Regions from separate parts of the Homo sapiens genome. Here all the other regions are linked to region 2. Evidence: chromatin loops called from intact Hi-C (ENCODE). Cell type or tissue: PC-9. All regions are shown on one strand. Each heading gives the region's core, and the rest is flanking DNA. Links, peaks and the distances in the headings are about the cores only.

Evidence for each region. Peaks named below come from ENCODE experiments on the same cell type or tissue, not always from the same donor. Only the 100,000 strongest peaks of a DNase experiment are listed, where the experiment ranks them.
Region 1: it touches region 2 in a loop (10-fold over the local background); 1 of 110 quality-filtered maps calls a loop at or near these places.
Region 3: a loop joins it to region 2, with 4 times the contacts of the local background. A loop is called at or near these places in 1 of 110 quality-filtered maps.

The regions. Positions count from the first base shown.
Region 1 is chr3:108,302,510-108,310,374 of GRCh38, forward strand. All of the region lies in intron 1 of HHLA2 (HHLA2 member of B7 family), which reads left to right. Among named protein-coding and RNA genes, the nearest start is that of HHLA2, 9.9 kb to the left of the region's middle. In PC-9, for the core only: a CTCF peak has its summit at 3,225; a DNase peak (open chromatin) is centred at 3,172.
Region 2 is chr3:108,002,834-108,010,698 of GRCh38, forward strand. No RefSeq gene overlaps it. Among named protein-coding and RNA genes, the nearest start is that of CD47, 84 kb to the right of the region's middle. RefSeq lists a silencer at 1,243-1,404. In PC-9, for the core only: no CTCF peak of the experiment used is centred there; a DNase peak (open chromatin) is centred at 3,568; H3K4me3 peaks cover 375 bases; H3K27ac peaks cover 469 bases.
Region 3 is chr3:108,467,675-108,475,539 of GRCh38, forward strand. It overlaps MYH15 (myosin heavy chain 15), which reads right to left. Exons shown (of 41, transcript NM_014981.3): 13 at 3,024-3,173; 14 at 2,368-2,538. Among named protein-coding and RNA genes, the nearest start is that of MYH15, 39 kb to the right of the region's middle. In PC-9, for the core only: no CTCF peak of the experiment used is centred there; DNase peaks (open chromatin) are centred at 3,867, 4,747 and 6,257; H3K4me3 peaks cover 1,698 bases; H3K27ac peaks cover 3,786 bases.

The sequences.
Region 1 (7,865 bases), core at 1,134-6,133, 300 kb after region 2:
CTTTTTTGAATTAGTTTTCAGTTTCATTTTGTTTTCCCTAATTCAAGTTGGGAACACTTCATTTTCCCCAATTCAAGTTGGGAACACTTCCTTGGTATTTCCTTGCTACATGGACTTTAGCAAATGCTACTTTACTCTCCTTCCAGCTACTCAGGAGGCTGAGGCAGGAGAATCGCTTGAACCCGGGAGGCGGAGGTTACAGTGAGCCTTTTCCTAGTTTTACTGTTGGAAGCCTAACTCACAGGAGAGATTATGCAATACAGTCCTGAAGTCAAGGGAGGAGAGGTAGGAAGGGAGAGGGGAAAAGAAGTTCCTTGAGGGCATTTACTAGAAATGCCTCCTGGTGCTGCCTTTTCTGTTCTGGGCTAGCTGTCTCCTTGAAAACAGCACACACTAATAGGAAATTTAAAAAAAATCCTGGACTCGGTATGCTCTGTTGTCTTTTGTGGAGAAGTCAAAGCACCTTCTTTTTCTTCTCCACCCATGCCCCATCTCTTTGTTGCTTGTTTAGGCAAAAAAGTAAAATATTTCTTCCCCTTATTTGGCATTCAACTGCTTAATTCAGTTATGTCTTGGTTCTGAGTTTTCTGTATCAACTTTTCCTACAATGTGGAAACTTTAGATCAACAGATTCAATTCTGTCTTCATTTTAGAAAAGTTTTCTTACATTGTATTTATGTATCAACTCCTTGATTTGATGAGTTCTTGACTTCAGGGGCCAATATCAATTATCCTAATACTGTGTCATTTATGTGCTATAATGTAACCTCATCTAATTGCATTCAATTTATGTTCTATAGCTCAACCTCATCTAGTGCATTCATCTCTTTCATCTGAATTCATGAAGATATCACAAATCTTCCTCTACTTTGGCTTTCAGTGATATCACTTCTGTACTTTGCTAGCTCTACATTCTTATTAGTTATCTCTAGAAATTTTAGTCCATATTTTGTTTCCTCATATCTACAATCCTCTTCTCATCCTATCATTTTGTTTAGCTTGTTTTTGAGTACTTGTTTTGTTGTGTACATATGCTGGTCATTAATTTCTAATATAAAACATATAATTATTTTGTATATTTTTTTCTAGAGGGTATAGACCTAATTTAAGTGAAGTTTTCCTTTCTGTTCTTTGAACTGTTTTATTCCAGGTTGGGCTTTATTTTTTGGTCACTTGCATGCCATTCCTGTACCCCACCTATTTTGGATTATAGTGTATATTATGTAGCATGTCAGTTTTTTATTTTGCCCAGTTAGTGGCCAGGTAATTAAATCAGTTCTGACATAGTAGGTACGTGATGGGCTCTTGATTTTTTTTTCTCATTTTGTCTGAGACCTATAATCCATTATTGCAACCACCATCGCCACCACCTCACAGCAGGTGACTCTGGTGGTTGGGTATTTTGTGTTCTCTCATTTGCTTAGGCTGAGTTATTGGCAGGGGTGGAAATAAACTTTTTGTTAGATAATTGAACTGACTCTCATTTTTGGACCTACTGAATATCACATTCCAATGTTTATATCATTTAGTTGGTGGTGTGTATACGCGTGTGTAGTGTTCTAAAGGGGAATGCACTGGCGTTTTGAGTGGCTTCTCTCTGTTCAATGTATCATTGTATAAGCTATGCTCCCATTGTCATGTCAACGCCATTGTTTATGTTCCCATTTGTTTCCTACTCCTTCCCAGTCAAGAAAGAAAGAAGAAAGATTTCTCTCCAAATTTAGGCATTGTGTTACTTTCCTCAGGCTCCTTTAACAAACTACCACAAATATGGTGGCTTAAATTAAGAAAAACATATCCTCTCAGTTCTGAAGGCTAGAAGTCCAAAATCAAGGTGTTGGCAGGCCCACACTTCTGAAGATTCTAGGGGAGAATCCTTCCTTGTTCTGCCAACTTCTGGCGACTCCTGGTGTTCCTTGTCTTGTGTCAATATAAGTTCAGTCTCTGCCACCGTCTGTGTCTCCTTTCATACCTCTCATAGGACTTAAGACACAGCCTAATCCAGTATGATTTCATATCAGTCTTCACCTTAATTACATCTACAAAGACCTATTTTCAAATAAGCTCCCATTCTGAGGTTCTAGGTGGATGTGAAATTTTGAAGAACAACCAGTCGATCCACTACAAATATATTAGAAAGGACTTTCAGGGCTTCAGCAACACACCACAAATCTACTGTGTCTGAGAGTGGGCTTCACCTCCCTACTAATGGTCTGTTCTGCAGATCGCTAATCTCTCTAGATCTGGTAAATTGCTCCTTCAGCCCAGGATGTTAGGGTACTTGTCCATGTTGCTAGTCTTGGGGGTACAGCATCATTCTTGTTAGTTTCACTTAACCCTGCCTGCAGCTGTATAAATAGTCACATTAGTAAACTATTGATGATTACCACAATATGTTGTCATATTTGCTGCCTGAGTAGGATTACTGGTTGACTTTGCATCCTTGCCTTATAATTGATTTTTACAGGGACTATTTCTAATGTTTCCCCATTGAAGATTCTGTCTGTTTTTATAGGGTTTTCAGACATATTCTTTGTCACATTAAAACCTTTTACTCATCAATGAGGAATTTGCAATTACTTTGTACATTATCTATTTTTTTCTGCATGGATTCAGATGATTGGTTTTTCAACTCTAATCTGCTTAATATGCTTTTAGCCTGGGTTTTCTAGAAAACAGAACCTGAGCAAGGATTAAAATGCTGATGCTTTATTTGGGAGGTTAAAAACTCAGGGCTGTGAGAGAGAAGGAAAGCGGAAGCAAGGCAAGGGAAGATGGGCAGCTTTGTAAACGGACAGATTACCATGCTGGCTACTGCTTCACGAGTAGTCAGAAAGACCCAGCAATTCTCTTGGTCGTAGCATTCATCAGTGTGAAGGACTTTTCTGAATGGGAATGTAGAAAACCGTGCCTCAAAGTCCTCCACGGGAGGAAAGAAGATGGGGGGATTCATCTGCCCAGATCTAGTCGTTCCTGTTGGTTAAAATTTACCTCACAGGAAATAAGCAGTTCCATATATCCCAATGTCATCATCTAGTCCCTTTAATAGCAGCTCAGAGTGCTGAGTCCCATGCCCTGCTGTATAGAGTTCCATTCCATTCCAGAAGTATCAGGAGGAACCAGACACTCCAGGTACATGCCTGGTTGGCTCAGCTCTGGGTGGTGGCCAAGGAGGAAGGCTTGGCACTCTCAGGGCAAATGACTCAACAGAGCCTCACAGTGACAGTTAAGGTCAGTGACACATTTGAGCCAAGGAAATCTGAGGCACACAGACTTTGGTCTGATACATGTGATAAATCACATTTATAAATCTTCTAATGGTAAATCTTCTTTGGATTCCTGGAGAAAACCCAACTTGGTCACTGTGGCAGCCATGAAAATGTGGGCTCACATCTGCTGTGGGGAGTGTGGGTGATTGCAGCCCCAGGTGCTGCTGTCTGGATCATCACCACCTTTGTGTCATGGCCATGACTGATCTCAGCTGATGCTCCACTGATTATTCATTCCCTCAGTGATTGAGCACAGTGGCAAGGCTAACAAGGGAATCCTCTAATGGATGACTTTGGTGCAAGGGTTCCCCAGTCATCTAACAAAACTTTCTTAGAACTGCTGCAAGCCTGACGTTCCTTTCACTCCATTTCCACCCTTCCTCTCTCCTTTAACATCACAGTTGGAAAGTTCTCCTCACTTCTGCTTTCCCCCTTTATCCTTCACAGGAATTTTCCTCACTAGCATCCCTTGAACATCGTGTCCCATCTTAGTGTCTGCTTCTTGTAGAACGTGATTAGCACAGTCATAATACATTATCTGTTTTAATATTGTTAGATTTGGTTTACAACATTTTGTCCAGATTTTCATATCTCTTTTCCTGAGTGAAATAGATTATCTTCTGTCCTCATACAGTCTTTTCCTGGGTTTAAATAATGCTGTCCTTGAAGTTTGGTAGAATTTGTCTGGAAAACCATCTGGGCCTGCTCGAGCTCTCCCTCTCTCTCCCTCTGTGCGTGTGTGTGAAGGTTTTAAACTGCTATCCAATTTCTTTAATAATTATAGGACTCTTTAAGATTTCTATTTTGTGTGTATGTCAGTTAAGGAAAGATTCTCAGAAAACTGTTTTTAAATCCACTGGCAGAATGTTGCTGATACTATTATCTTTTCACATCTCTGCTTTATCTGTAGTTAGGCCAACTTTTTTAACATACTACATTTTCTCACTTCATTTTGCCAGAAGTTTGTCTATTGTCAATTTGTAGTCTTGTTAATCAATTTTTGACTTCAACCTTTTCCATTGTATATATATATATTTTTCTATTTTATTTCCACTGTTATATTTTCCTGCTACTTTTTTGAATTTTTCTTTTTTTGAGACAGAGTCTCGCTCTGTCACACAGGCTGGAGTGCAATGGCACGATCTCGGCTCACTGTAACCTCCACCTCCCAGGTTCAAGCAATTCTCCTGCCTCAGGCTCCCAAGTATCTGGGATTACAGGCATCCGCCACCATGCCTGGCTAACTTTTGTGTTTTTAGTAAAGACAGGGTTTCACCACGTTGGCCAGGCTGGTCTTGAACTCCTGACCTCAGGTGACCTCAGGTGAGCCACTGTGCCCAGCCCTTTTTAAAAAAAATTTTCTAACTTAGATTTTATACTCATTTAATATCTGCTTACCTTTATTCCTTTTTAATACAAATGTTTGATTAAATTCTCCTTAAAACTGCTTTTATTGTATTCTACCTCTTTGTATATGTTGTGCTTTTTCATTTGGTTCTGAGTAATAACCATTTTTATGTTAGAATAATTTTAGAGTTACAGAAAAGTTATGAAGATATTATAAGAGTTCTTGTTGGCCAGGCGTGGTGGCTCACGGCTGTAATCTCAGTAATTTGGGAGGCCGAGGCGGGTGGATCATGAGGTAAGGAGTTCGAGACCAGCCTGGCCAACATGGTGAAACCCCATCTCTACTAAAAATACAAAAATTAGCCAGGCCTGGTGGCAGGTGCCTGTAATCCCAGCTACTCGGGAGGCTGAGGCAGGAGAATCACTTGAAACAAGAAGACGGAGGTTGCAGTCAGCCAAGATCACGCCACTGCACTTCAGTCTGGGCAATAAGAGTGAAACTCTGTCTCAAAAAAAAAAAAAAGAGTTCTTGTTAACTTTTGCCCAGCTTCCACTTTGTTAACATTGTATATACATGGTTCATTTGTCAAAACTTAAGAAATTATCATGGTACAATACTACTAACTAAACTACAGATTCTATTTGAAGGTCACCAGTTTTCCCAGTAACTTCCTTTTTCTGTTTCAGGATCCAATCCAGAATACCACAATGCATTTAGTAATTAGGTCTTTTTTTTTATTTTCAATTTTAATTTTTGTGGGTACATAACAGGTATATATATGTATGAGATACATGAAATGTTTTAATACATGCATGCAATGTAAAATAAGGACATCATGGAGAATGGGGTATCCATCCTATTAAGCATTTGTCCTTTGAATTACAAATAATTCAATTACACTCTTAAAATTATTTTAAAATGTGCAATTATGTTATTGATTATAGTCACTCTGTTGTGCTACCACATAATAGGTCTTATTGATTCTTTCTAACTATTTTTTGTACCCATTAACCATCCCCACCTTCCCCGCAACCACCACTACCCTTCCCAGCCTCTGGTAACAAACCTACTCTCCAGGCCCATGAGTTTAATGGTTTTGATTTTTAGATCCAACAAACGAGTGAGAACATGTGACGTTTGTCTTTCTGTGCCTGGCTTATTTCACTTAACATAATAATCTCCAGCTCCATCCATGTCGTTGCAACTAATTGGATCTCATTCTTTTTTATGGCTGAATAGTTACTCCATTGTATATATGTACCACATTTTCTTTTATCCATTTATCTGTTGATGGACACTTACGTTGCTTCCAAATCTTAGCTATTATGAGCAGTGCTGTAACAAACATAGCAGTGCAAATATCTCTTTGATATACTGATTTCCTTTCTCTTGGGTATATACCCAGCAGTGGGATTGCTGGATCATACAGTAGTTCAATTTTTAGTTTTTTAGGAACCTCCAAACTTTTCTTCATACTGTTGTACTAATTTAGATTCCCACCAACAAGGTATGAGCATTCCCTTTTCTCCACATCCTTGCCAGCATTTGTTATTGCCTGTCTTTTGGATAGAAGCCATTTTAACGGGGGTGAGATGATATCTCATTATAGTTTTGATTTGCATTTCTCTGATCAGTGATGTTGAGCACCTTTTCGTATGCCTGTTTGCCATTTGTACATCTTCTGAGATATGTCTATTCAAATCTTTTGCCCATTTTTTTAAATTGGATTATTAGATTTTTTCCTATAGAGTTATTTGAGCTCCTTATATAGTCTGGTGATGAATCCCTTGTCAGAGGGGTAGTTTGCAAATATTTTCTCCCATTCTGTGGGTTGTCTCTTCACTTTGTTGATTGTTTCCTTTGCTATGCGGAAGCTTTTTAACTTGATGTGATCCCATTTGTCCATTTTTGCTTTGGTTGCCTGTGCTTGTGGGGTATTGCTCAAGAAATTTTTCCCCAGACCAATGTCCTAGAGATTTTCCCCAGTGTTTCTTGTAACCGTTTCATGGTTTGAGGTCTTAGATTTAAGTCTTTAATCCACTTTTATTTGATTTTTGTATATGGCAAGAGGTAGGGTTCTAGTTTCAGTCTTCTGCATATGGATATCCAGTTTTGCAAGCACCATATATTGAAGAGACTATCTTTTCCCCAGTGAATGTTCTTGGTACCTTTGTTGAAAATGAATTTACTGTACATATGTAGATTTTTTTCTGGGTTTTCTATTCTGTTCCACTGGTCTATGTGTCTGTTTTTATGCAAGTACCACACTGTTTTGACTATTATAGCTCTGTAGCATAATTTAAAATCAGGTAATGTGATTCCTCCTGTTTTGTTCTGTTTGCTTAGGATGGCTCTGGTAGCAGTTAGGTCTTCTTAGTCTTCTCCAAACTTCAAGTTTCTCCTTTTTTGTTTTTTTGTGACCTTGACAGTTTTGAGGTATAATGCTCAGGTAATTTGTAGACTATCTTCAATTTGACTTTGTCTTATGTTTTTCTCATTATTAGACTGGGGTTGTGGGTTTTGTGGCAGAGTACTACACAGGTGTAGTGCCCTTATCACATGTAGGGATACATAATAGCAACATGACTTACTGATAATGTTAATCTCAATCACATGGTTAAAGTAATGTCTGTCAGGGTTTTCCATTATAAAATTACTATTTTTTCCCCCATGCTCTGGTTGTTGGAACTGAATGACTAAATCCAGCCCACACTCAAGGGGAGGGAAATTAAGCTGCCCACCTCTTGGAGGAGGGTAGTATGTTTATATATATTATTTGAAATTATTTGGTATGGAAAAAAGTTATGTATTCAACCATTTATGCACATTAGTGGATTATTTATATTACATGGATTTTTTATTCTTTGGGTTATAATCTAATATTATAATTTATTTTGCTGCTTAAAATTTCTAGCTGCTTTGGTCATTACAGGCTCTTTAAAGTTGATGCCTGTGTCCTTTTGACATACCCCTACTTTTTAAAAATTAGCACTTTCTTTCTCCTCCTCATGACTCCCCAAATTTGTATTCTTATACCGCTTATATTTATCTAGATCAGAGAAAATATATTTTTCCAGAGAGAAATTAGGCTAAATTAATAAAAGATGTTATATTAGTCCCAGTTTTGATATTTATAGGAAAAACAAGTCTTACATGAATAAAAAGCAATTATACATTTTACATATTACCTTCAGGGGAAACATACCCAAAGAATTCAAAATTCATCAAAAATACCTGTTAATATATTT
Region 2 (7,865 bases), core at 1,189-6,188:
CCAATTCAGGCCAGACAACACTTCCAGAAGCTCCCTGATCTTGTGTCAGAAATTCCTACATGGTCCTCATCTCGGAGAAACTACCCAAATTAATCTTTCTTCTTTCTGGCACTCTGCTCTGGACAAAAATACGAGAGAAGCATCTCCAACTAACTTATTTCCCTCTGGCTTCTTCATTCTAGACTCTATTTCACTGAAAAGTGTTTCAGTGTTTTCTCGTCAGTTTCTGAACTGTGTGACCGTCATCCTGCATGGACCCTCATATTCCAGCTTCCTGTTTCCTCCCTCCTGCGTCTCCATCCCCAGCTCCCAGTAGCAGGAAGCATTCACCACATTTTCACTTCTTGTTCTTTTCCTAGGCTGTCATTAATAAAAGTGTGAAACACAAGCTTTGGGCTACTCAGTGATATTTTCTTGGCCCAGGAAGAACAGGGTGATTACTTCGGTTTCTCATGCAGGATTTGAGAGAAGGGGTTTCCACTCTGAAACCTCAGTGGCAAAATGACCGGCAGGTTCATCTCTCTGCTGTCTCTGCCCAGAAAAAGTAGCCAGAACCACGAGGGTCACCTCTCCCTATATGGGGTCAATTCTATAAGAAATGAGATTTGCAGGCCCTCACACAATGTGGCTCCTAATCTGAGGCAGGGTTCCTCTGGGCTCCCTTTACCACTTGGTAGATGTTCCCATTGGCTGTGACCTGGAGGCCAGGCCTTTTGATTCTCAATCTATCCACATGACTTATATAGACACAGCTCCTGTAAACACCACTGAAGGCTGAGTGTGGTGGCTCACACCTGTAATCCCAGCACTCTGGGAGGCTGAGGCAGGCAGATCATTTGAGCTCAGGAGTTCAAGACCAGCCTGGGCAACATGGTGAAACCTCATCCCTACTGAAAATACAAAAATTAGCCAGGCGTGCTGGTGCACACCTGTAGTCCCAGCTACTTGGGAAGCTGAGGTGAGAGACTCACTTGAGCCCAGAGAGGTTGAGGCCCAAAGAGCTGTAATCATGCCACTGCACGTCAGCCTAAGTAACAGAGCAAGAGCCTGTCTCAAAAATAAATAAATTAATTAATTAATTAAATTATTTTTTTAAAACACCGTTGAATAATAGCTTCCATTTGCAGGCATTTTCACATATATTTTTATTTGATCCTGGAAACAAACCAGTGAAGCAGTTGGCTGGATCTCACTGATACAAGAGCGGGGCGGTCAGGGAAGAGAAAGGCGGGTCCCTGGCTAGGGCTCCACCCTTGGGCCTGTGCCCGTGGACCTAGGTGAAGACAGGTACTCCTGCTTTCGTGCCCAAATGTTGCATTTTCCAAGACCACCCTGGCCCGCTACATCCCCATCACGTGCCTATAAAAACCCTGAGACCCCAGCGGGCAGACACACAAGCAGCTGGATGTGGAGAGAAACAAACGCAGCGGCAGAAGAAGGCACAAGTGGCTGGACGTCAAGAGGGGCGCGGCTGCGTAAGAGCACACAGACAGACACACACAGATGCAGGCAGGCCGGCAGGCCATCCACCGGCAGAATGAGCCAGAATTTGGACGGTGCGGTCAGAGAAGACCCCAGGCCGCTGAGCAGCGTGACTCCAGGGGAAAAACCACCTTTTTACTCCATCTCCTTTCTGGCTCCCGCATCTGCTGAGAGCTACTTCCACTCAGTAAAACCTTGCAGTCATTCTCCAAGCCCACGTGTGAGCCGATTCTTCCCATACACCAGGGCAAGAAAGCCTGGGATACAGAAAGCCTTCTGTCCTTGTGATAAGGCAGGGGGTCTAATTGAGTTGATAAACATAAGCGGCCTACGGACGGCTATGCTAAAAGAGCACCCTGTAACACATGCCCACTGGGGCCTCAGGAGCTGTGAGCATTGAGCCCCAGACCCTGCCGTGGGATCGGAGCCCCACAACTTGCCCGACTGTCTTCTTCCCCTAGGGGTTTTGAGCAGCGGGGCACCAAAGAAGCAACCGCACCCCCATCACATGCCCTGCGAGGGGGATAAGGGAACTCTTCCCATTTCATTACTAACCTCATTTTACAGATTAAGAAACTGTGGTTATATGATTTGTACCACAAATCACAAGTCACCAGCCTGTGTGTGGCAGAGCTGAGGCCCCAGTGCAGGAATTCCGGTTACACAGGCAGCTTGCTTTCTGCTCCTGGACTTGTCTTCTTGTTCCCTTTTTTTCTTTCTCTTTTCATTTTCTCTTTGCCCCCCAGACTCAGTTTCCTACCATGCAATCTTCCTCTCTATTCTAATTCTTTCTGCTATCATCCTATACTGGCTTCATTACTTACTAACTGTGTGACCTTGGGCACATTTCTTTTTTTCTTTCTTTCTTTTTTTTTTTTTTTTTTTTTTTTTTTTTTTTTTTTGTGACGGAATCTCGCTCTGTTGCCCAGGCTGGAGTGCAGTGGCGCGATCTCGGCTCACTGCAAGCTCTGCCTCCCGGGTTCACGCCATTCTCCTGCCTCAGCCTCCCGAGTAGCTGGGACTGCAGGCGCCCAATACCACGCCAGGCTAATTTTTTGTATTTTTAGTAGAGACGGGGTTTCACCGTGTTAGACAGGATGGTCTCGATCTCCTGACCTCATGATCCACCCTTCTCGGCCTCCCAAAGTGCTGGGATTACAGACGTGAGCCACCGCGCCCAGGATCTTGGGCACATTTCTTAACTTCACTGAGCTTCAGTCTCCTCATCTTAAAACAGGAATAATGCTGGCTTCTTCATAGGGTTGTGGTGGAGGTTTAATAAGATTATATACAGAAGGCCTGGTGCAGTGGCTCCTGTCTCTAATCTCAGCACTTTGGGAGGCTGAGGGGAGCAGATCGCTTGAGCTCAGCAGTTTGAGACCAGCCTCAGCAACATGGCAAAGCCCCGTTTCTACAAAAAATACAAAAATAGGTGAGGTATGGTGATGCACACCTGCAGTCCCAGCTATTCAAAAGGCTGAGACGGGAGGATGGCTTGAGTCCAGGAGGTAGAGGTTGCAGTGAACCGAGATTGTGCCACTGCACTCCAGCCTGGACAATAGAGCCAGACCTTGGCTCAAAAAAATATATATATATATATTTTTTACGTATATAGAGAGATAAAAAGAATAAGATAGAAATGAGAGAGAGAAAGAGACAGAATAATTAATAGTCTCTGGCACTTGGTTAACAGTGCGCAGAAATTTTCTTCCTCCAGTTTTTTAATAGCATGGACTCGTGGCTACGACTATGCTTTTGCCCTTCATTCACCTGTGTCGTCCTTATCATAGAACTGTTGGATTTGATTTATCAGGAGACCCTGGTTGTGCCTCTGTGACTATGAGCCGTGGCCAAATCAGAGAAGCCTGATAGATGTGGTCGGAGTGATTAATAGCAACCTGTCTCCAGAGATAAAAGAGTGGCGAGTGAGACGCATTGCCCTGACTCCACTTCTAATTCTGTGTTGTTATATGCGGCTGTTTGGCCAAGCGGAGGCACCACACCCACAGCACCGTATCTGGCTGCAAGCCCTGGATTTCCTGGGTCACCAAGATAAGATTCTTTCAGTGGAAAAGAAAATGATCTGGGGCAGTGGTATTTACCCAGAGCAGGGTGTGAGCACAGGGTGCATGTGCAGCTGCACTTCCATCCCTGACTGATTTCATCACTGGACAAAGTGTAAGCTGGAGAAGGCACAGGAAAGGCGTGTTGGTGCAGGTTTCACCCCTGTTCCTGCAATGCCATTATCTGGTGCTCTCCCAGTGAGAAATTCATCAGTAGGACAGGATGCCCAGGAATGTGAGATCTGAGTCCAGGGAAGTGGTGTCTGTTTTTAGACACTGTAGTTGCTAAGCTTCACCGTCTTCTGCAAATAAAACAGCATTACTTTGCAAAGCCAGGTACTTTCCTACTTCTGTTCCGCAGATATCTAAATGCCCTAGCATAAGAAGGATTAAACAGAAAAAAATCTCCGGATATATCATTGTGACTTACTAATGTTAGGATTTTCTTCCCCCAGCAACATGTCTTCAACATTGTCAGAGCATTTACTGATTGCAGTCAAGGGAAAAAGCAATGGTGACTATATCTTCTTTCTCAAGCCAGTTCCTAAATTCTTAAACAGAGCTTCTGGGACTGTCATCTGTCAGGAAAGGGGAAATTGAGGTCCTGGTCTGCTGGGCCGCTGGCCCTGATCTGAGCCTAGCAGTGGAATTGGAGAAAACACCACAGTTCCTATTTGAAATTATACAGTTGGATGATGTTTCTCTTGGCTTCAACTATAAAAGCTGGTGCCCAGAGCCAATTTTTGGCAAAACTGAGAAGTATGAAGGTTTTTTCCTTCGAACATTCCCAGCATCCTTCTTTAGCACTTTTTATCTTGATCCTCCTCCAACTTCCCCAAGACTTGTTTCTTCCTTTACCTCATCCACATGTGAACAGCAAAGGCTCAGAAACATATTGTCTCTATCTGTAAGTGGTTGATAAAATCTAGAGCAGTGCTTCACAACTGGAATGTAGGTATGAACCTCCTACTTTTTTTTGTTTGTTTTTGTTATTTGTTTTTTTGAGATGGAGTCTTGCTCTGTCACCCAGGCTGGAGTGCAGTGGCATGATCTTGGCTCACTGCAAGCTCTGCCTCTCAGGTTCAAGCTATTCTCCAGCCTCAGCCTCCCAAGTAGCTGGGACTACAGGCGCATGCCACCATGCCCAGCTAATGTTTTTTTGTTTTGTTTTGCATTTTTCATAGAGACGGGGTTTCACCATGTTGGTCAGGTTGGTCTTGAACTGGTGACCTCAAGTGATCAACCCGCCTCGGCCTCCCAACATGCTGGGATTACAGGCATGAGTCACTGTGTCTAGCCCCTACATTTTTAAAATGCAAGTTCAGATCCAGGGGTTCTGGAGTGGGGTCTGACTGAAGGTCTGCCTTTCTAACCAGCTCCCAAGTGATGCTGATGTTGCTGGTTTGTGGACAACACTTTGAGTAGCAAAGCTTTAAACCAATCCTAAGGGGAAAAAATGGGAATGAGGAAAGGTCCCTCTGTGGTTTAGGGAAATGTGTGTGTGTGTGTGTGTGTGTGTGTGTGTGGTGTGACTTTTTATCCTAGTGACTAGTTATATCCTTGTTCTGTCTCTAGATCACACGGTATAATTGGTTTGCTTGATCAAAATTTTAAATTAATTGCTTAGGTTTCAGTTCTCATTGCTGTGATAAATACAAATGATCACTTTTTAGAAATGTGTTTTCCCTTGAAGAGAGACAAATCAAGAGATCTCAGACTTTAAAAGTTTCTTACAAACCTTGTTTTCCTACTCTGTGTTTGGGGGCAGAGGTGAGTAGAGAGGGGTCCCTGGCTAAGGATGAAAGGAGATGGCCCAGTTGATGACTGAGCTTATGGACCGCTGCCATTCAATGCATCTAGTGAACTGCCAGAAGAAATAATTTGCCTGAGACACTGAAGAGCCTTCAGATGGAACTCATTTTGGAAAGCAGAAAGAATCCAGCCCACAAACCTGATCTAGGACCAAAGCCACAGTCCTCAGTGACACAGATTGGTCCTCATCCCAGCCGGACTGACTCAATTATGCTGTCACAGGGAGAGAAAAGCCTGTGAGCCAATACAAAAAGTTTATTTTCATGATGATTCTGGCTTTAGTGCCCTTTTAACAGGATGTAATGCATAAAAGAAGGAGGTCAACCTTAGACAGAGCCTCCCCATCTCCACGGCCGTAGCAGGGATACTCACTGCAGAGGGTGGCAGCAGACGTGCCCAGCAAAAGCAGTAGCAATGCCTGTTGGATTTAGGAGCATAGACTCCACCCTGCATGGAGTCGAGAGGGTGACAAAGGCCGGGAGATGGTGCTGTGTGGGGAGCTGGCCAATTTCATTCATGATCATAGGTGAGAAATTCTCTGGAGCCTTCCAGGAAGATTCGGGAAGAGGTGGCAGTGAAGGGGGATTTCGCAGGGACAGAGACCCCCCTATTCGCTATTAGGAATTAAAGCCTAGGGCTATTAAGCCAATGTATTCAAAATCCCAGGTGATGTATAAAACCAGAACATAGGCTGAAATCAGTGGTTTGAAGTCTACATATATGCTTCAGTCAGAGCAGCTCCGTTCTTTCTTATGGGACTTCCATGTATGATTCATTTGCGGAAAGCATTCCTAGGCTAAATACCCTGAGCAGGATGCTCTCAAATGGTCCGTCCACCACTAGGACTCTATGACTCTCTTCCTCTATAAGTAAGGAAGCAGTGGGCTTGTCAGAGCCAGGGAACCAGGCCAGGAGAGATTGTAGTTAAAGAGGGGATTCCCAGGGTCTGTGTTGAAAGAAGCATTTTGTGGTCAAAGAGGAGATTCCAGAAGTCTGAGCCTTTCATAGCTCAACAGCTCTAAGTGCCAGTGAAGTCCAATCCCCAGTAGACACAGAAGCACCCAGGACCATTGTGGCACCATTTCAGACAGGGAGAGAATCTTCAGGACAGGGGCCCAAATCCCTGGAAACAATGGTGATGGGCAAGGCCCCAGACCTTGCAGGCTATTTTAAGCCAGGAATTAAGAAGCTATGGCTCATACTCCTAGCTTTGCAGTATTCAAATTCAGGCCCCATCACCAGCTGGCTTCAGCAGCTCTGAATGTCCCCAGGGAGAGAGGCCATTTCTAAATTAACCAGGACCCAGATCAGAGACCTCATTCTACTGTGATTGAAATGTTCCAACTAATGAGATTTTTCATAAATTAGTTATTCATCATGGAAGAGGTATTATAGATAAATACCATACCTTATTGCTATTCCAATCTGTCTACCAACCATCTCTTTTAAGAAGAAAAATAGAAGAATTAATGTGGTTCTGAACAGTGATCTGCTTAATGATTTCAAGGTTTTTATCTGGAGAGGATTTCAATAAACTACTTTAAAAGAAGTGGAATGCAAAAAAAATGTGTGAAGGGATTGTATAATTGCTGAAAGGTTGGTTCTCTAGGGCTAGAAATCAACAAAAAGGGTGAATGTTATGGAGAGATTTTTAAGTACTTATTCAGGAGAAACTAAATAGAAAATCAATCAGGAAAATAAAAAATTCATAAATCCAATTGCTTCTAATTGGCTCAGAACATAGTACAGAATTCAAAATGTTTGGCTGTGAACAGCTCAGTCTCTTGAAATTATGACGCTTATCATAGGAGAGTACATTTGGGTTACATTTTTTTTTTAATCAAAGAAAACTCATCAAGGCCAGAGCAATCCTACAAATGGATTGCTCAAGCTGAAAAACTCTTCATCTTGACTATTTATGGAGAAATTTCTACTAAAGATTTACTCAAACCAGGGGAGAACATATTTTCATTTCAAGTCTTTAAACATTGATTAAGCCCCTATCATGTACATAGCACTAGGCTGGGCCCTGTGGAAGGCACACAAACTAATGAGCTATGATTCCTGAGATTTCACAATTTAGAAGGGAAAATGAATGGGCAAGTGCCTAATTAGCCTTAGGTAGGACGAGAACAAATGCAATCAGCCTTAATAATAGACATATCACCATATAACATGAGAAGAGAGAGGGGGCACAGACTATTTCTGACTAAGGGGATCTGAGACGTTTTCTTGGAGGAGGTAAAATCTATTTCAAGGGGTAAGAAGATATTCCACATGGAGAAAAGACTTTGAGCAAATGTTCAGTGGAAACGTGAACTAGGCTTAGGGAATTCAGAATATTTTATAATAACTTAAAATAGTTGGTACAAGGTGAAATCCTGAAGAATGTGACATTTATATTTAGCACTGTAATCTCTGCCTCTCCATCTCCAACTTTTGTGGGCATTTATAATTTGTGTACTGCGTTTATTTCTCTTGTTGGGATGAAAATATCCCAGTAAACAT
Region 3 (7,865 bases), core at 1,758-6,757, 470 kb after region 2:
TAAATGTATAACTTGGAGAGTATTTATTAGGAAATAATAGGGAAAATCTCTTTACCAATGCCTTATGTATAACCATAAATATGTAATCATATATTAATACTTTAATATGTAAATTATTGATGTACAAGTTCTAAACAAACTAGAATATTTCAAGTAATAAAATAAGTATGAGCAAATCCTATAATAAATTTGTTCACAGCACAAATGTGAAAGGAGGTCACGGTAAACTTGAAGACCAAATTAACAATTAAAGTTTGTGTTAGAATACATTTTTTACTTTAGTTTGATATAAACTTTTTTTTTTTTTTTGAGATAGAATCTCACTCTGTTGCCCAGGCTGGAGTGCAGTGGTGCGATCTCAGCTCACTACAACCTCCACCTCCCAGGTTCTAGCTATTCTCCTGCCTCAGCCTCCCTAGTAGCTGTGACTACAGGCATGCGCCACCACATCTGGCTAATTTTTGTATTTTGAGTAGAGACAGGGTTTCACCATGTTAGCCAGGCTGGTGTCAAACTCCTGACCTCAAGTGATCCACTCACCTTGGCCTCCCAAAGTGCTGGGATTACAGGCATAAGCCACTGCACCCAGCTGATATAGACTTTTTTGTAAACTTACAAATATGAAACTTTTATGTAATGAAAATCCTTTTTTCTTATACGTATACAGAGATGCATGTTATACAACATTTTATATATATTGATGTGTTTTAGTACTTTCAAATTTTAAAAACATCCCATTATGCATTTTATTTCAAGGACTGAGTTTGATCATTAATATTTGCTACAAATCTTCTTCAGATAGCCCCAACGAACATAATGGGTCTTTTCAAAATTTAGAATCTTTTCAAGGAAGGCTTTGGTATTTTCATTTGCCTGACCTGGATCCTGTTAAAATTGTTTGTAGAAAACCAAAGACTTATCTTTTCCTTTTATCATTTGGTCAGTAATTTTTTCTCATTTTATTATATCAGTAGAAAATACAACAGGAAATTACATCCGTGATGCTAGTGTGTTATTTGGAATAACCAAGACTGGCATAAATGAGGCAACAGACTTCAGATCAACTAAAAATCAGTAACATTCACAGAACTTGTCAGGATCTGAACAATGTCTATGTCCCACGTTCCTGCCTGAAAACAGTATCTTGTCATAATCAAAGTGAGTATATATTATAGGTGACAATCGCCAGAAGATAAATCTGTTCCTCTGAGGACCTCCAGTTCTTTTGTTTCATTTCTAATGAGACAACTACGGCTCTTATAAGGCCAGAATACATACCACATCATAGTTGGTTCATCTTTATCACTGTTTTTAATCAGCTCATGTTTGATTCATTATTAATATGTTTTAATCAGCCTGTCTTTCCCCCAGGAAGTTCACTTGTTATAAAATAAATAAAATCAACGGGATATCTACTCCTGTTGGAAATAATAGTTATTTTCAAGAAGATCTAAAGCCTAATAAATGAAATTGATAGGACACGGATTGATAAAACCCAGGGCTTGCAAAGGACAGGGAGAGGTCAGTTGCCCTAGCTCCTTCCTAGCAGGATTGTTGAGAATCAACTGTGACAGCATAGCTAGAGTATTCAGGAAATGAAAGGCTTCAGACTGCCCAGATCCATCTTGAAGATTCACTGCAATCCACGATTATGGCGAGGCCCAAGAGGCATGTAACTGCTAACATGCCGCCATGCTTGCTCCCATGGAGAAAGCCACAGAAAGGACCATACGTAATCCCCCAGCAAACCTTGCTCATCTTTCCCAGAACATGCAGAAAGATTTCAGAGTATTGGGACATCACCAAATTCAGAAACTGTACACTGCAGCTAATTTACTAATAAGCCATGAAGTATTGTCATAAATTACTTAAACTAACTGGTACTTGTCCAATTAAATGAACAAACTACATCCTGCAAGGTAGTGGCCTTGAGGATTGATGGCAGTTGTTTGTTTGCATGCTAATTTGCCAAATTTTGTTAAGCTGCTCTGGGTCTACTCATTCACCTTATGTTAATCAGTTAGGCCCTACAGTGCTCATATTTTTAGCTCTGTGTTTTTCCAGTCAAGAGCATGACCATTTTTAAACTCAACAAGTTTCCGCTCACGTTAACAGTGGAGGCCATGCATTAGCATCAAATGTGCAGTGAAAGCCTGCATTAGAGATGATGGAGTGGGGCAACTGACAAGAGAGTTTCGTTTGGATGCCACAGGTGATGCACACAAACACCATTAAGATAAAATGTGCAGGGCTTTCCGCCCCCATTTCCCATCCTCTGATAGGGCCTAAGTCCTGACATGGATCAACATAGCAGGCAGGGACAATTCTCCCGAAATGAAAATGGACAAAGAGAAAAACATATATTACCTTCTCAATGAGATCTATGCAAGCTTGCAAATCCAGACCAAAGCCAATAGACACCCATTCAATGCTTTCTTTCTTATATTCCTCTTGCTCCAGAACAAACATGTGCCAATTGAAGAATTGTTGTAATTTTTCATTGGTAAAATTAATGCAAAGTTGCTCAAGGCTATTATACTTCAAGGATATGAATAGGTAAGAAGAAGAGATAAAAATAAAATTGAGGTCCACTTTCAAGAATGTCCAGTAAAGAAAAAACCATAACCATTATTATATGATCAGAAATAGACCCAACAAGTAACAAATGCTCAATTAACTTAATTAATTGTAATTTTGAATTGTAATATCATTAAGTACAATTTTCTAAAGATTATTACAATAATATAGCACTTAATGGTATTAAAATTTAAAATCATAATTAATTCCTTTACCTCCATTTACCTTTATGTAAGCCAGAATTAAGAAATCAATAAATACTTAATACCATTAAGTATAACAATAATTATTATTGATATTAATTATAGCTCTTTTCCAAACAAGGTAGCCCTTAAGGTTTGCATAGAATGATCCCCATGCTTTGACCATATTTTCCCATCTTCAAGTAACGTTTTCTAATCTTCTTATAAATATGCATTGACTTCCTTCTTACCAGATACACTTACCTCAAGGATTTCAAAACCAGTGATGTCAAGAATGCCAATGAAGAACTGCCTTGACAGCTTGGCATCCAGGGCCCTGTTGATCCGTGCCACTAGCCACTTAAACATCCTTTCATACATTGACTTGGACAGGGCACCGACAGCACAGGTTACCTAGAAATCACATTGAAAACACTCCTTCATCTGACTGAAGTGTTCATTTTAATCCCGGGCATTCTCTATCAGCAACTGCCTTCTAGTCAAATTAGGATGTCTTTATTGACCTTCTGTGCTTCCAACATTCTGCTGAATACAATGAGAAAAGGAAGAAAAGAAAGAGAGAGAGAGAGAAAAAGAAAGAAAGAAAGAAAAGGAGAAAGAGGAAGGAAGGGAGGGAGGGAGGAAGGAAGGAAGGAAAGAAGGGAGGGAGGGAGGGGGAAAATGAAGGGGAGAGGAAGGGAAGAAAAAGGAGGAAAGGAGATGGGTAGGAGAAAGGAGTAAGCTAGCCTGGTGCCTCTTTATGAAAACACAGATGAGAGGAATCATGTTCCTATTATTAAAGGACTAACTATCCCGGGGTATGGTGTGGTGATGTGTCCCAAAGCCTTGCTATTCAAAGTGTGATCCTAAGACCAGCAGCAGCACCACCTAAGAGTTTGTTAAAAATGCAAACTCTCAGGCCCAGTCCCAGACCTACTGAATCAGAATCTGTAAGCTAACAATCCCCAGCTGATTCCTATTGACAAAGACTCTCTCCTTGACCAAACTTTAATGAGGATCCTCTGACCCCTTGCCTCCACCTTACCTGTCCTGTCTTCAGCCTGTCTAGCCCAGCTGCAGGAAGAAGTCTGCTGAATCACTCACCCTTGATCTCTGATTAAATTCCTTATCCCTCACCTTTGATGTATATGTTCTTGGCCTGCCTTTAGCAAGAATCCTGTTAGGTCAATTTAAAAAAATCCTCCTACCCCCTGTTAGTAATTTTCCATCCACTGATCCCCTCCTTCTGGTCTTGGGCTGTAAATCCCCACTTATCCTTGTTTTACTTGCAGCTGAGCCCAGTATCTCTCCCCTGTTGCAATATATCTATTGCAGCAGTCCTGAATGAAGTCTTCCTTACCATCTTAATAAGATTCAGAATATTTGTAATACTATGCACAATAGTTTGAAAAGTAGTGGTATAGTACATTAGAAATTTATAATCCCTAACCCTTGTTCTGCCACTGCTGTAGCTGCTATAAATTGTGTAACCTTTGGCAAGTGATCTAACCTTTCTGGAAAGCAACATCTTCATCTGAAAAACACTCTTAAAGGATCTTCCTAGCCTTAGCTTCCAACTCTTTATTATATTAGTTCCCAGTTTTGCTCTCAACAACCTGGACAGAGAATAGCCATTTGTGAATCATTCTGACTCAGATTCTCCTGCTGTAAAACTGAGGCTGCCTTTTCCTTCCCTGGAGGGGTGTGGAAAAGGTTCTAAAGTAACCTACTGGGGAGAGCGCCAACCTTTGTGCCTGGATGATGCTCTACAAATGCAGATCCTACTTCCATAACTCCAATAGCGCTGCTGTAGTAGCAGGTTTCTGACATACTCCAAGGAAGGGAGAATTTTAGCTGGCCATTCTCCAAGCCTGGAAACAGAACGTGCTCCAATCACTTAACATTTAAAATAGACCTATCACATCCATCCTTCTGCCCAGGAGAGAGCACACAGCAGGAGCCAGTTGGTGTCTGGTGGTGATTTAGTTATGAGTCACCCACTCCCTGATCAGTTATCTTGAGTCATTTCCACAGTAATCCATAAGCCGGATGGCATCACAGTTTTTTATTATCAGCATCAAGAGCACACACGTACAAATAAAGCATCAAGAATGATTTTCATCCTCTGTAACACTGAAGAAATCACTCTGTCTACAGCAGTCACTCTGAAACTTTAAAAAGAACATGACTAACTTGCTCACCCCCTTTTAATTCCCTAAATACTTGAGAAGTGGGAGTGGGAGAGACACTGTTAGGTCAGGTGTGGCAAGTAGTGGAGAAACACAAGAAGAAAGCCTGGAAATGTAGGCAGTAGGATAAATGGATGGTAAAGGTCTGCTGAATGAATTCATGAAACAGATCAATATGTTGCTCACTAATTAATCATTTTCATCATTTTCTGTCCAATGGAGAGGAAATGAGGTGGCTAAATCTATATTTCCACTTTTCAAGGGTTAAATGCACCCATTTCTTAGCTCTTTTTAAAATAACCTCACAGAAGGCTTTGGTTACTGGGGGGCAATAGTGCATATAGAAAACAACAACAGAAAAAAAATAACAAAGTCAAATAGTTAATCTTTTTTGTTTGTTTTTGAGACAGAGTGTTGCTCTGTTGCCCAGGCTGGAGTACAATGGCACGATCTCAGCTCACTGCAACCTCCGCCTCCAAGGTTCAAACGATTCTCTTGCCTCAGCCTCCCAAGTGGCTGGGATTACAAGCACACACCACAATGCCCGGCTAATTTTTTGTATTTTTAGTAGAGACAAGGTTTCACCATGTTGGCCAGGCTGGTCTCAAACTCCTGACCTCAGGTGATCCACCCGCCTCGGCCTCCCAAAGTGCTGGAATTATGGGCGTGAGCCACCGTGCCCAGCCAAAATTTTTAACTATGTTGATCCCTCTCTTTCTCATCTGTAAAATAATAATAATGAAATATGTGTAGCTCAGGGTTGTTGTGAGATATCCAGTGAGACAGAGGATATAAACTGACAGCATATTTGACGCTTAGTATCCAATAAATGTTAATCCTCCCTTTTCCACCCCTTTTCTGCTTTTATCACTTTCTCATCCTCACCCCAGTATTTACTTACTAGTTGTGTCACCTTGAGTGGTTAATCTTTCTAAGGGTCACTATCTGTAGCTGTAAAATAGAAATAACAAGACCTACTTCATAGGCTTGTTATTCGATTAAATGAGATAATCCATACAAAGCACTTAGTACATCACCTATAGTTAGTACTCAGTGGACATTATTATTATTTTATTATTAATCATAAAGTAACTTATTTCTAGGTGACATAGTTAGAAATATCATGGAATCATAAAATACTAGACCTGAAGATCCTTAGTTCTTGATAGTCATATATAGCAGCTTTCACCTTGGGATGGTATCTCCTCAAAGGAGGAATGCATTTAGAAATGCAAGTGGCATTTTCTGGTTGTCACAGTGACTAAGAATGCTACTGGCATTCAGTTACCTGGGGGCCAGGAATCCCAAACATCTACAGTGTGCAGGACACTCTCATCCATAAAGAACTGTCCCATCTTAAATGCCAATTACCATTGAGAAATACAAAGTTGTTCAACCACTTCACTGTGGGGCTCAGAGAGATGAAGACAATTAACCAAGGTATCAGAGTTAGTTAGCATTATAGCTAGAACTAAATTTTGTATAGAATGTTAACGTTGCAAAAATTTTTCCCATCTTTTGCAATTGTCATCAACAGAGCATACATGTCTCTATTTTTAGCAATGGCAATTGTCTCTATAAAATCAGAAAAATTCCTAAGGGAAAAAAAAAAGCCTTAGAGCATGCTTTCTTACTATGTCTCCAGGAGAGAGAGAGAGAGCGAGAGGAGGAGGATTTTTTATTTTAATGTTGAATAATAATATATTAGCTTGTTTCACTGGTCCTATTATAGTAAAGGCTGGAGTCCTTACTATAATATTGTGTCTTTAATTCCTCAGAACACAATATTAGAGAGCTGAAGACTTGTTCTCAGCCCTCCTAGGGGCTCCTTATTTTTTTTTTTATTTTTTATTTTTGCTTTTTTTTGTTTTTATTATTATTTTAATTGATAAATAATTATATATATTTATGAGGTACAGAATGATATTTTGATACATGTATACAATGTGGTAATGATCAAATCAGGGTTATCAGCACATCTATACCTCAAACACTGATCATTTCTTTATATTAGAAACATTCCAAATCTGCTCTTCTTGCTATTTGGGCTCATTAGTTTTATACAGAGAAAAACCCTGTTCTATAAACATAGCATGTCATGCATGCATGTTGTGGTGAATGTCTAAGAAGGTATGAAACTGCTGAACAACTCTAACCCCCTGCCAAGAAATAGCTCAGTTATGTGTCCTGCTGATCGTGATTCAAGTTTAGCTCAATGTAGTCTATTTTAACATGCGTGGAGCACTTACGGCTTACAGGGCATTGTTTTAGATGCTTGGAGTACTAAGATGAATTAGACACAGTTCATGCTTCAAAGAGGTTAGAAGACAAAAATCTAAGCAGATTATTTCAATATAGTATAGTTAGTATTATAGTAGAGGTAGAATTATCCATTTATAGAGTAAGCTAAATTAATAAATTGATTTTGATCAGTCATTTAAATGTTTTAAATAACACAGACACATCAGTTACCTTAATATACCAAGGGAAACACATCTATTCTAGTCATCATATATAAGATGACTGTCTTATATTACAAATTTGTACATTTGTCTATCTCTTTTTCAGAGTTAGGGTGTATACTGAGTAAGACAATCAGTATCACCTGAGTACTAGCTATATATCCTTTGGAATGTTACTTAACATTCTCTTTGACTCAGTTTCCTCAACTAGGAAAAACATAAATTATGCATTTCTGCCCTACTTAGCTCTGAGTATTATTGTAAGAATAGAAGGCAATAATACTGTGAATGCTTTATCCATACTATGTGTGACACCACTTCCTCTTTCCAGAAAGGCTACATTTCTCAGCCCCTTTCTGTAGCTAAAGGTATTATTTTACTAATTCTTACCAATGGACTGTTAGTGAAAGTGATATTACTTCTAGCCCAAGCAGTTAAAGGTGGTTGTACTTTCT